Regions from separate parts of the Homo sapiens genome. Here region 2 is linked to region 1. Evidence: chromatin contacts called from ENCODE Hi-C or POLR2A ChIA-PET data. All regions are on one chromosome and are shown on one strand. Each heading gives the region's core, a stretch centred on a gene start or an enhancer-like site at or near the end of the contact. The rest is flanking DNA. Distances are from core to core; before and after follow the strand shown.

Region 1 (5,746 bases), core at 2,361-4,860:
GAACCTGGGTGGCTATGGCTGCAAAAATACAAATTTAAAACTCTGCATCTATCATAAGATTCCATCAAAATCTTACAAAACGACTTGGTTCCCTTTTCTCTCTGACATTACTGGTATCTCATTACCAGGCACTTGATGGATTTACTTTGCTTGTTTCCTGTAATGCTGTCTCATCATTCTAACATGTTATAAAGCCAAGGGCAAGAACTGAACCCTTTACTTCTTCCATATTCCCAAAAGCTCCTGGTAGAGTATTATACACTTATACACATGGGGTTATTTTATAGATGCTTGCTTAAAAATAAAGGAGAGGCCAGGCGCGGTGGCTCACGCCTGTAATCCCAGCACTTTGGGAAGCCAAGGTGGGCAGATCGCTTGAGGCCAGGAGTTCGAGACCAGCCTGGGCAACACGGTGAAACCCCGTCTCTATTAAAATTACAAAAATTAGCCAGGCGTGGTGGTGCACACCTGTGATCCCAGCTATGCAGGAGGCTGAGACACCAGAATTGCTTGAACTCAGGATGTAAAGGTTGCAGTGAGGCAAGACAGTGCCACTGCACTCCAGCCTGGGCGAAAGAACAAGACCGTGTCTCAAAATAAATAAATAAATAAATAGGAAGTAGGGGGAAAATTTCAACCAGTTGCTTGTCACGTAAGTCTGTATGAAAAGCAATAAAATTTTCAGTTTGAAATAAGAATTAATACATATTTTAAATTTGAAGTATATCACCAAATGGTATGAAATGGTCCCATATTAACAGTCACAAATTGTAACAGTCCTCTCAGATTTTTACCTACAGTATCATTATTTTTATATATTTATGTCACTAGGAGACAGTCTTCATGGGCCTCTTACACTCCTACACAGCTTGCTGGGTGTGTCGTGAATGCAAGGCTGGAACCATACACTACCTGGACTATTTCTCAGGACCGTGTTTGCAGTGAGAAACCTTGATGGCTGAGGTGATGTCTCCCTCTGCAACAAAGAGCAGGCTTGCTTACTATAAAATGGCTATAACATGGTGGGTTCTCCAGGCTCAGTGTTCCCCAGCTGTGACACCACAGCTCACATCAGGGGCTCTCTGATGTCACCAGGTAAAAAGGACCAGGGAGTCAGGGCAGAGCTGGACTGTCTTTCAAAGGCATCCATCTGGGCCCATTGGGTCATGCTTACTGGATGTGGGGACAAGGAAAACTGACTGTGCTGATGCTGCCTGCTGTGCCCTGAGTAATGAGTCCTTTGTCTCTGATCCAGGAGTCTCATGTCTTCTGCCAGCATCCACGGAATGGTAGGAGGCTAGCTTGTTAGCTTGTGAGTACAGTAAAATCAAATCCCAGATCTGTCAATACCTTTATTTCAAACAATAAGTGTCTCCCATTTTTTAAAAAATTGACATCATAGTTGATTCATAGGTAAACAACTGGATTAGAAGGCCATGCCTCTAACAGTGGAATGTAGCACTGGCTATTTTAAACAATGATTTTAGCATTTTATGAAAACGTTCTCACCCATGTTGGGCTTCCCTGGGTCCAGGTATGAATGTGCATGAAGACTTCTGTCTGTGCCAGAAGTTCGGGATTATTTGTTCTACTCTCATCTCTTTCTGTGGGCTGCTGTGGCTCTGCTTGAGGCCACCTGGTCTTATAGCCTTAGGGGTCTATAGTAAAAACCATCCTCTTTATACAGGAGCAGGTCAGGATGGCCATGTTCGATACGGCGACGTCTCCACGCATTTGCCTGTTTGCCCACTGTATTTTCTGAGGTTGCTCATGTCCAGCTCTTTGTGGCACTGTACTCAGGCCTCATTATGGCTCACTGTGCACTGTCCAAAGCCCAGAGCCACCTTGTGTCACTCCTCTTGGAGGCAGGGGATATGTTGTTTGTAGAAATAGCCTACGCACCCAGCAATAGGGTGCCTGAACCCCAGGAGCAACTGGTAGCATCTGATAAGTGGCTGAATTGATTCTTCATCATTTCTAGACTGTCTTTATGACAATATTTTTCAATATCATTCTATTGTGTTTAACAATTGGGATGGTAACAAGAAAGATTTTTAAATAGTTACCCCCCAAGAACCTTGGAAATACTCTGTGGGTCTGTAGCATACAAACTCAGCCCTCTAAGACAGCAGACATTTGCACTCTTTAACTTGCTATGCCACATGCATTCCTCTGGGACAAGTGCCAGGCCAGGCCTTCTTAAAACTTTCCTTCAAATCAAACATAAAAAAGAGAGGCACAGTTGCTAAAGAAAGCAATAACACAAAAAAAATTCGATTTAAAAGTTATGTTAACAACTATCAGTTCCTATTCAACTAGTACATGGAAGTTTAAATAGTAAAAGAGAAAACTTTAACAAATTTTTCAAAACCACTGCTCAGTACTTTGGATAGGCAGATGACTTTTTATAAAGTCACAATATTTACACATCTTACTCAAAATAAAACTTTTTAATGTTCTAACTTAAAACACTGGATTATATTTAGTTTTATCTCATACTCAGCAAGTCAATGCTGACCTGGCCCTCTTCTCCCCAAATCAGCCATCTCTATCTCTGTCATCGGGATGTCCTAGAGTCAAAGCTCTGGGGTCCTTTCCATCCCGCTCCTTCTTTACCTTTCAGCCTTATAGATTTATCAACAACCTCTTTTCAAATATCCCTCTGGGGCCTTCTTTTGACAGAACACACACCAGCTATGTCCAAACATGCTAAAATTCTGAACAAACATTCAAGTGAAAGTGCAGTCTGCAGCAGCTTGGCCTTAAACGTTTCTTTTCCGCGTCACCGCTGCCCTGAGCTAAGTCTTCAACACCTCGTGTGCAGGTCAATGAAACAACTTTCACAAGCGAATCCCACGGCTCCATCTGCCCCAACTCAGAGCATTTCTAACCTCGTCTAGTCTTCATAACAGCAAAAAAGATTGTTTTTGTATTGTGATGTCCCCCTCTTCTGCAACAGCAGCCAACCTCACTTCAACTGTACCCCCCACATCTGCCTCACACCTACCCCGTCCTGCACTGGACCAGGTGACTCAGACCAATGAGAAAATTCACCTCGGATTTCCTTGACTATTGAAGGGAATGGAGCTAAAACCCTCAAAACCAAAAAGCGTTTGTTTTTAGAGTGTTGATGACATGAGTGTCAAAAATTGCAGTCCAGGGAGAAACTATAGCACAAAATGTCAGTTATCTTGTCCCAAAACAATACCATTCTATTCTGGAAGGATTTAGGTGGCCCACTTTTGAGCAGTAACAGTAGCGGCAACATCACTTACATCCTCAGAAGCACAGATCAAGCATCGCGTTTCACTCCTGGGTGGTCACCAAAAGAGGCATGTTTAATGTCTACGCATGCAAAACTTAAAACAGACAACTGAGGACCTGGTGAAATATCCTTCTGGAGCCTTCTTTTGACAGAACACACACAAGCTATGTCCAAACATGTCGAAAATTCTACATAAACATCCAAGTGAAAGTGCAAAGTCATCAGCAGCCTGAGCCTTACAGACCTTTTTTGCATAAATATTTTGTTCTCAACAGAATCCAGACACAGTCCATGTGCGGAAAAGATGTGTGCATGAGTCATGCACACATGCAGTCAGATGCCCACACCCACTGGTCCTTCTGGGGGCCCGCTGCCCAGGGCACTGTCCACCCCATCCTCCTCCTCCTTGGAGCACGAGAGGGCCTGGCCACGGTGCACACTGCATCTGTCCACCCTACCCAGCACTCAGGCCGCCTTGCCAGTAACTTTATCAACGCATCCAGAGAAGGCAACTGCAGGCCTCACTCCCAGCTATGCCAAAGGGGGACCAGCTTGGGACTCCCGGAAATAAATTCAGTTTTACCAGCAAGTCATTTCCCTGTAATGAAAATAAAGCACTCTTATAAGCCAAGACTCCCTTAAATCAGACACATAATCTGATTATAACTGCAATGCATTCAAAAAGCATGTTCATAATCTTGTTACAACTTTTCCCATGCCTAGAAAAATGTTCTCAAGACCGTTGCAGGGCAGTGTCCTCTGGATATAGGCATTTGGGGTCCAGGTTGGTAACCCCAAGGAAGAACTGGTAGCATTCAACACCTCCTCCCTGCCCTCCATCTGATTAGAAGATAGAAACTTCCTTCCTTCCTCTGCACCTCCAGCCAGCCAGGAGACAAGCGCAGAATGCACTGGCCCGAGCTGCCCAGCCTTTTCTGCATGGTGCCCAGGGCACAGAGAGCAGCAGGTGGGGCCCCACCCTGGAGGAGGGGCACCCTCCAGGACCGGGCTCTCTCCAGGCATATTTCGCTTAGGCAGTCACACCAGGGAAAGACATAAAATGACATTACTGGCCGGGCACAGAGACTCACGTCTGTAATCCCAGCATTCTGGGAGGCTGAGGCGGGCAGATCACTTGAGGTCAGGAGTTCGAGACCAGCCTGGCCAACATGGTGAAACCCTGTCTCTACTAAAAATACAAAAATTAGCCAGTGTGGTGGCATGAGCCTGTAATCCCAGCTTCTCAGTGGGAGGCTGAGGTGGGAGGATCACTTGAACCCAGGAGGCAAAGGTTGCAGTGAGCCGCGATCACACCACTGCACTCCAGCCTGGGTGATGGAATGAGACTCTGTCTCAAAATAATATAAATAAAAATAAAAACAAATATAAAAAATAAAATGACATTACCATCCAGCTAACAGCAACTTTAATATTCCCTATGGGTTAACAGAAACAAACTGAAAATACAGTTTTATGTTAGTCTTAGTAGTAAAGTTACTCTTAGAGCAAAGCTTTATTTTACTGAAACATCGAAACAAGTTTATAGCTGGGTCCCAACAACTCAGTTTTACAGTTGCAGACACTGAAGTTCAAGCCATTAAGCAACCTGCCCGAAGTCCCATAGTTGCCAAGGAAAGAATAGGCCCCCATGTCTGTACGATCCAGGATCATGCCCTAAGCCCTGTTCGCTGGGGTCCAGGGCCAGGGCCAGTGGGAGGCACTGTGCTTACAGGTATTTACAGGTGGCCAAACCCCATCCCTGTGCTCTTGTCACTCTCTCGGGCCCACCATTGGATCTGCCCAAGCTCAGGCTCTGCTTTCTTCTCACTTAGGCCACGGCCACAGCCTCTCCACTGGCTCTGTCTTCTCACTTCACTCTTCCTCCACTTACCTTCCAAAGATATAACTGCCCATATCATTCTCCCTTGAAAAACCTCCTGTGGTTTTTCAACCACAGCACCCTCTGCCTTCAGAGTGCATCGAACACCCTGAGCCAGGACCCTAGATCCATGTGGTCCGTCCGCAGCCAGCCTGGCCTCTCCATACACCTTGCCTCCTGCTATGGTGACAGCATGGCTTGCAGCCCCAGGCTGGCCAACTCTTAACCTGTCCCTACTGTCCTCCCCACCCTGATATAGTGTCATTACTGGTAAGGCCTGAGGCAGCGGCAACTGCATTTGGGGGTGCCACAGCACACCTGTCATTCTCCAATTGCTCTCCCATGCCTTTATGAAATGAGCTTGCAGATGCTGCATAAGAAGGGATGTCCCAGGAATGGAAAATGCTGCTGGCTGATCGAAGGCTCCACCTTTTAATGCTGCCAAACAAATAAAATATCTCACAAGGTCATCTGAGGCAAGTCCAGGGTCTCCATTTATAACAGAACTAAAAGTAGAGATGATGTGTGCCATTTTGACGGCAGCATCATGTGCTAGCAGAGTGAACAGAGGACACCCCATCTGTCCTTGTGCACAAGAAACT
Region 2 (5,746 bases), core at 2,172-4,671, 63 kb before region 1:
CCGCCTATGAATCTTTAATGGTGCCTTTATTGGATGACAAGCTCACACTACTGGATTGACTGCTCTTTTGAATAAGCAAAGTATCTGAACGATGAAAGTGACATTTGGATTTGACCTGAAGGAGTGGCCAAATAATGATTTGAAGTCCTCAAGTGCTGAGACCGTTCCAGGAAATTCTAAAACCTCCTTGAATGCAGATCAATTCATTTTTTTTTAAGCATCACTACAAACTGCATCTCTGTGTCCTAATTGGAGCATTCATCCACAAGTTGGACGTAAATATGGTTTCTGTATAGTCAGGAAGAAAGCCATATGAGACAGTAAAGACAAAAGGACGTTTGCTCATTGTTAGTGATTTCTAAGGTGGCAGAACAGAGATTTATCTTTACCTTTGAGAAAGATGGAGTCTGATTCAGCCAAAGCTGACACGTTAGCATCTGAGGCAGTTCACAGTCAAATTAGGGACCCAGCAAAACCTAAAAACTCTACGTTTTAGCTTTGCCCCTCTGCTCTCTCCTCCTCCACCTCCCTGATGATGACACAGTTCTTTGCAGTTGTCTTAAAGATGCTAACTGCTTTCTTTAAAAAAAAAAAAAAAAAAAAAGGGAAGGCTTTTTATATGTTCATTTAATGCATGTCGGCACAATTTAGTTTCAACACATGATCATCTCTAAGCTATTTTGGGCAAGAAATTAAAATGCAAGAATCCCATCTGAAGCTGCAAATGTGCACTGAGGGTGTGAGTGAAGGGGGAAAAGAATGACTAAAGAGGAGGGCTATGAACAAGCACCTTCTAACTCAGTAAAGTAGGATTTCAAAAATAAACCCAGGCAGCCAGGAGCAACTTGTACTCAAGCTGCTAAGTGTTAGGTTTCCTAAAATTGAACTGGAGTGGTTGTGGTGGAGATATCTGCTGCTAAGATGCCTCTGGGGTGTTGTAATAGAACGAGTCCTCAGAGAGGGAGGGTTTCCTATAGGAGTCATTTCAGCCAGCATCAGCACCTACTTGCAATCTTGCAGTAAAACAACTTTTAATGCAAGTCGAACATTTTAAAGATTTGTATTTTAATACAGGAAACAATAAACCCTCGAGAGTGTCACCTTCCCCAGACTGGTAGAAAGAAAAAAGGCCACTTTGTAACAGGTTTTAAAAGAATGGAGTTTTTAAAAGAATGGCAGCTGATTTAAGAAAGTTACTGGAAGGAGAATGAATGGATGACCCTTTTTGCTTGACAAGTACAGCAAATATAACAGCAAGTTTTACATCATCTGCATGTTAACTGGGAACTCAACAATTCTAAGGAGAAATGTAGTGTGACTCCATAAAAGTCTCCTACCCCCACCCCGCAATCAAACTTGGATTGAGACAAGAGACGCTGATAAGAGAGATAAAATGTGTTATATGACCTTAGCCACATTCCCACAGTCATACATCACATAACATGCCTCATGTGGTGCAGAAATTATGTAGGAATTTAATGACAGCGGACAAGTATGAAGCATGTGTTCTGAAAGTGGAAAATGGATTTAGTGTTACTGCTTTCACCATCTGTATTAGGTTATCACAGTCAAGGTTATATTATATGGCTTACCAAGTAGTCAAATGTTGAGAGTATACATTGTGAAGAATGTTCAGTTACATCTCTCATTTATCTACGGAGTATGTAGCTAAAAGTTAAATGAACAAGCAACCCAATAACTGATAAATGAACAAAATCTATATACACCCATACACACTTGAACCAACATCCTCTTTTCAGGAAGTCTGGTGAATGCCTATAATTGCTTTACCTCAATTTCCGGATGGGGCACTGAGATTTAAGAAGTCTTCTTTAAAAATGTTTAATATTTTGGGGAAAAGGCCAGATTTATTTTTGAAAGCCACCATTGCATGTCTGAAGCATCAGTTCATTTGTAACCAATCCTCTTCTAAAAACAGCAATGACATCATTGTACAAAGACTGTGGGATCCATCACACAGATTTCATGAACAGATGCATGCCCGAAACTCACGTGTTTCAGATCTATGATGCTCAAAGATGTCCACCTTGAGGACTGGGTTCTGAGGCTGTCAGTTTGGCCGAACTGTTTCAATACTGATAACCTGGAATTGGAGGTCAGCTCCTGACCACTATTACCTTTCCAAAATATAGTCTCAAAATGAGGCTGTGGTTCATCTTTAAGTCACTGACTTTTCTTTTTTTTTTTTTAATGTTAATGTTTTTTTTTTTAATTATTATTATACTTTAAGTTTTAGGGTACATGTGCACAATGTGCAGGTTAGTTGCATATGTATACATGTGCCATGCTGGTGTGCTGCACCCATTAACTCGTCATTTAGCATTAGGTATAACTCCTAATGCTATCCCCCACCTCCCCGCACCCCACAACAGTCCCCAGAGTGTGATGTTCCCCTTCCTGTGTCCATGTGATCTCACTGTTCAATTCCCACCTATGAGTGAGAATATGCGGTGTTCGGTTTTTTGTCCTTGCGACAGTACTGAGAATGATGATTTCCAATTTCATCCATGTCCCTACAAAGGACATGAACTCATCCTTTTTTATGGCTGCATAGTATTCCATGGTGTATATGTGCCACATTTTCTTAATCCAGTCTACCATTGTTGGACATTTGGGTTGGTTCCAAGTCTCTGCTATTGTGAATACTGCCGCAATAAACATACGTGTGCATGTGTCTTTATAGCAGCATGATTTATAATCCTTTCGGTATATACCCAGTAATGGGATGGCTGGGTCAAATGATATTTCTAGTTCTAGATCCCTGAGGAATCGCCACACTGACTTCCACAATGGTTGAACTAGTTTACAGTCCCACCAACAGTGTAAAAGTGTTCCTATTTCTCCACATCCTCTCCAGCACCTGTTGTTTCCTGTAAGTCACTGACTTTTCGAAAGTTGAGTATCACCACATGTATCTAATTTTTCCTTTACTAGAAATTCTTCATTCCCAAAAGTAAAAATAAAAACCTAAAAGACTTGCTTAATTTATATCCAAGGTGTGACTTCCCAAAGAAATGAAGCCTGTGACAAGTCCAACAAGCCACCATGGCTAACAGGCGAAGGGCACCCTAAAGGGGGCATGGCAGGGATCATGATGGCCTCACTGGGGTACAGGAGGGATGTAAAAAGTGAGTGGCCCTAGAGCACGGGCCAAGAATGAAGCTCCCTGGTGACAAGTTGCCTGGAGTTACTGTGACACCGGTCAACTAAGTTGGATATAATAAATTAGTGGCCATTTTCAAAGAATATATGCCACTTCTATCCCTAAAATTTCCACCTAACCATAGAGCAACGACATACACAGGAGATTTAATACAGGAGACTCTTCACAAGTGCTGCATTTCCAAGCCAGAAAGGAAATGGCCAGCATTCCTCTTGATAGGATTTGGGGAATATCAAAGATTAGTAAGGTGACTCATTTGTGTAAGTGGTCAAACCTACGAAGAGTTTCAGCTTTTCTATCTGCAGTGTACTTTCCTTCTTTTGTTTTTTGGAGACGGGGTCTCGGTCTGTCGCCCAGGCTGGAATGCAGTGGGGATCATAGCTCACCTGCGGTGTATTTTATTCTTCTTAGTGGTTTCCAAGCCAAAGCCTCTTGGTCTTTCTTACCATTTAGTTCATTCTGCCTCCCGCCCTATCCAACACATGCATACACTCACCTTTGTCATTGTACCTGCGTAACACAGGCACCATGTCTATGGATAATAGAGCACATTTGTCAAAAGGCTCTATGGGTATTTAAAATAGAGTAATGAGGTTATTTTTCCTGAGCTCAATTTCTTACTGATTAATACATTTCCTTGAGACCTCATAAATTTATAAGTGTGTGACTGGCTGAAATAAACAAAATATATACTATGTAAAAATCCAGCCAGGGAAGAATTCCAAATCTTCATCAATTTAATTTGTGTATCCCTCAGGAACTACTGCAACTATGCAAACTGTTCTAAGTCTGATGCAATGCAGAGAATGGTTATATTGGCAGAAAAATGACTACCCCCCTCCTCCCCAAATTCATCTGAGTTTCTGAATTGTTTGTTTAGCTGAAGATGATGAGCTACCAGCTACCTCTCTTGACAATGGTCCATCTAATCACAGCTCAGCAATATCCACAGCAGGAACACTCACCAGCAAACAGCCTGACTTTCAACTGAATTCAGCAATTTCTTTTCTAATGACAACAATTCCATTCAAGTTGGAGCAGTCACTGTGACCACATCTTTAGTGGCAAACTTAAAAGTTATAGTTTGTTTTCAATTGAATAAGACCTGAAATAACCTCCTCTTTCCAGTTTAGTCTTTAAATTCCTTTAAAAAGTTATCCCCCCGCTCCCACAAGCCCCACCCACCCTGCTCTGCCACTACCACATGTACACATAGGAGAGTTACCTATGAACTTTGCAAAGAAAAGATCTGTGTCATGGAGAGGCATGAGCCTTGGTCTCCAACACAAGCAATTCTAGAATTTCTCTCTCTTCCTTTGGAAGCCCATGCATCCTGATGCTGCAAGGACCATGAAGCAGCCTAGTGCTTTTGCTTTCTGGGTCCACTGAGCAGTCTACACTCTGTGCCTATGCTCCAGGGCCCCGGGGTGCCTCCTTACCTGCTCTATCCTCCACAAGAATTCCTTCTTCTGCCGCTCCCACTCCTGCCGATCTCTGTCCAGGCGGTCGAGAAGTTCCACCTTCTCCCGGTTCCAGTTCTTCTCGCTGTGATGGATCTGCCAGCGCAGGTCCATGACCAGGCTGTGACTGTCTGCCAGGAGCTTCTGGTGCACCTCTCTCTCCTTCTTCAAGGCCCCCTTGCTCTCAGCGGAGGAGCCTAGTTCTCCCAACTTGTTCTCAGTCTTCTCTTCCAGCTGTCAAGGAGAAGAGACTTAGGAATTCCCTCTCTGACAAGTCTTGCATTCAAGGATGAAGTCTCAGCACATTTACATGTGATCCCTGGAAACATGTTTAAACCAAGATTTGACCAATCCCACAGTATAAACAAATTTTATTTTTAAAGTCCTAATTAAGAGCGTTTGACACAGTCACAAAGAATGTTAAGCGGTGAGTAAACTGAGCTTCCCATGGCCAGCTTCCCTGCTCCACTTTCCTAGTCTAAGTCACCACTATCTCTTGCCTGTACTTCTGTGTAACTGCTTGTGGGCAGGTACCATGTCCGTCCCTATATCCTTAGCTCCTATATGGAACCTAGGGATGGGACAGTGACAGAACCTAATAGTTTTCAATAAATATTTGTCAAATACCCAGGAGGTTAAATATCAAAACCAAACAAGATTCTACATCTTATGTACTCAAACCTGTGAAAACCAAAGAGAAGACTTAAAGACAGGGAAAAATGACCCATGTCATAGAGGCACAAAGACGAGAGAATTCCAGCAGACTTCTCATCAGCAACTTTGCAAGTCAGAAGATGATGGAGTGGCATCTAAAGTGTTCAAGAAAAAAGATCTCAACCTAGACACAATTCTGTACGCAGAAAAAGTATCTTTCAAAAAAGAAGGAAAACACTTTTCAGCAAATGAAAACTGAAAAAAACAAAAAAACAAAAAAAACCATTGCCAACAGACCTGTACTTCAGGAAATGAAAAAGGAAGTTCTTTAGGCAGAAGGAATATACCAACAGGCACTTTGATCTATACAGAAAATAAACACTGGAAATGACATCTATGTAAATATAAAACTCATTATTTTCTGTTTTAATATTTGATTATCTAAAGC

What was found. A loop is a pair of places that touch in the nucleus more often than their neighbours do. ChIA-PET counts read pairs that join two places held with the same protein, here RNA polymerase II (POLR2A). Pooled maps may share reads with other maps.
Region 2: a loop to region 1 is called in a map of A673, with 2.9 times the contacts of the local background. The contact joins two enhancer-like sites. A Hi-C loop is called at or near these places in 5 of 168 maps with a recorded cell type or tissue (A673, HCT116, IMR-90 and 2 more) and 1 of 50 pooled maps. POLR2A ChIA-PET finds 5 or more read pairs at or near these places in 8 of 52 experiments (AG04449, AG04450, BJ and 5 more).

Annotation. Positions count from the first base shown.
Region 1 is chr18:8,748,936-8,754,681 of GRCh38, reverse strand. The region is part of intron 3 of MTCL1 (microtubule crosslinking factor 1); the gene reads right to left. Among named protein-coding and RNA genes, the nearest start is that of GACAT2, 44 kb to the right of the region's middle. Within about 2 kb of position 3,610, at least 5 of the 41 ENCODE cell types and tissues checked have a DNase peak (open chromatin) inside an H3K27ac peak, as active enhancers do.
Region 2 is chr18:8,812,111-8,817,856 of GRCh38, reverse strand. MTCL1 (microtubule crosslinking factor 1) reads right to left here. Exons shown (of 15, transcript NM_001395333.1): 11 at 4,624-4,878. Among named protein-coding and RNA genes, the nearest start is that of GACAT2, 110 kb to the right of the region's middle. Within about 2 kb of position 3,421, at least 2 of the 41 ENCODE cell types and tissues checked have a DNase peak (open chromatin) inside an H3K27ac peak, as active enhancers do.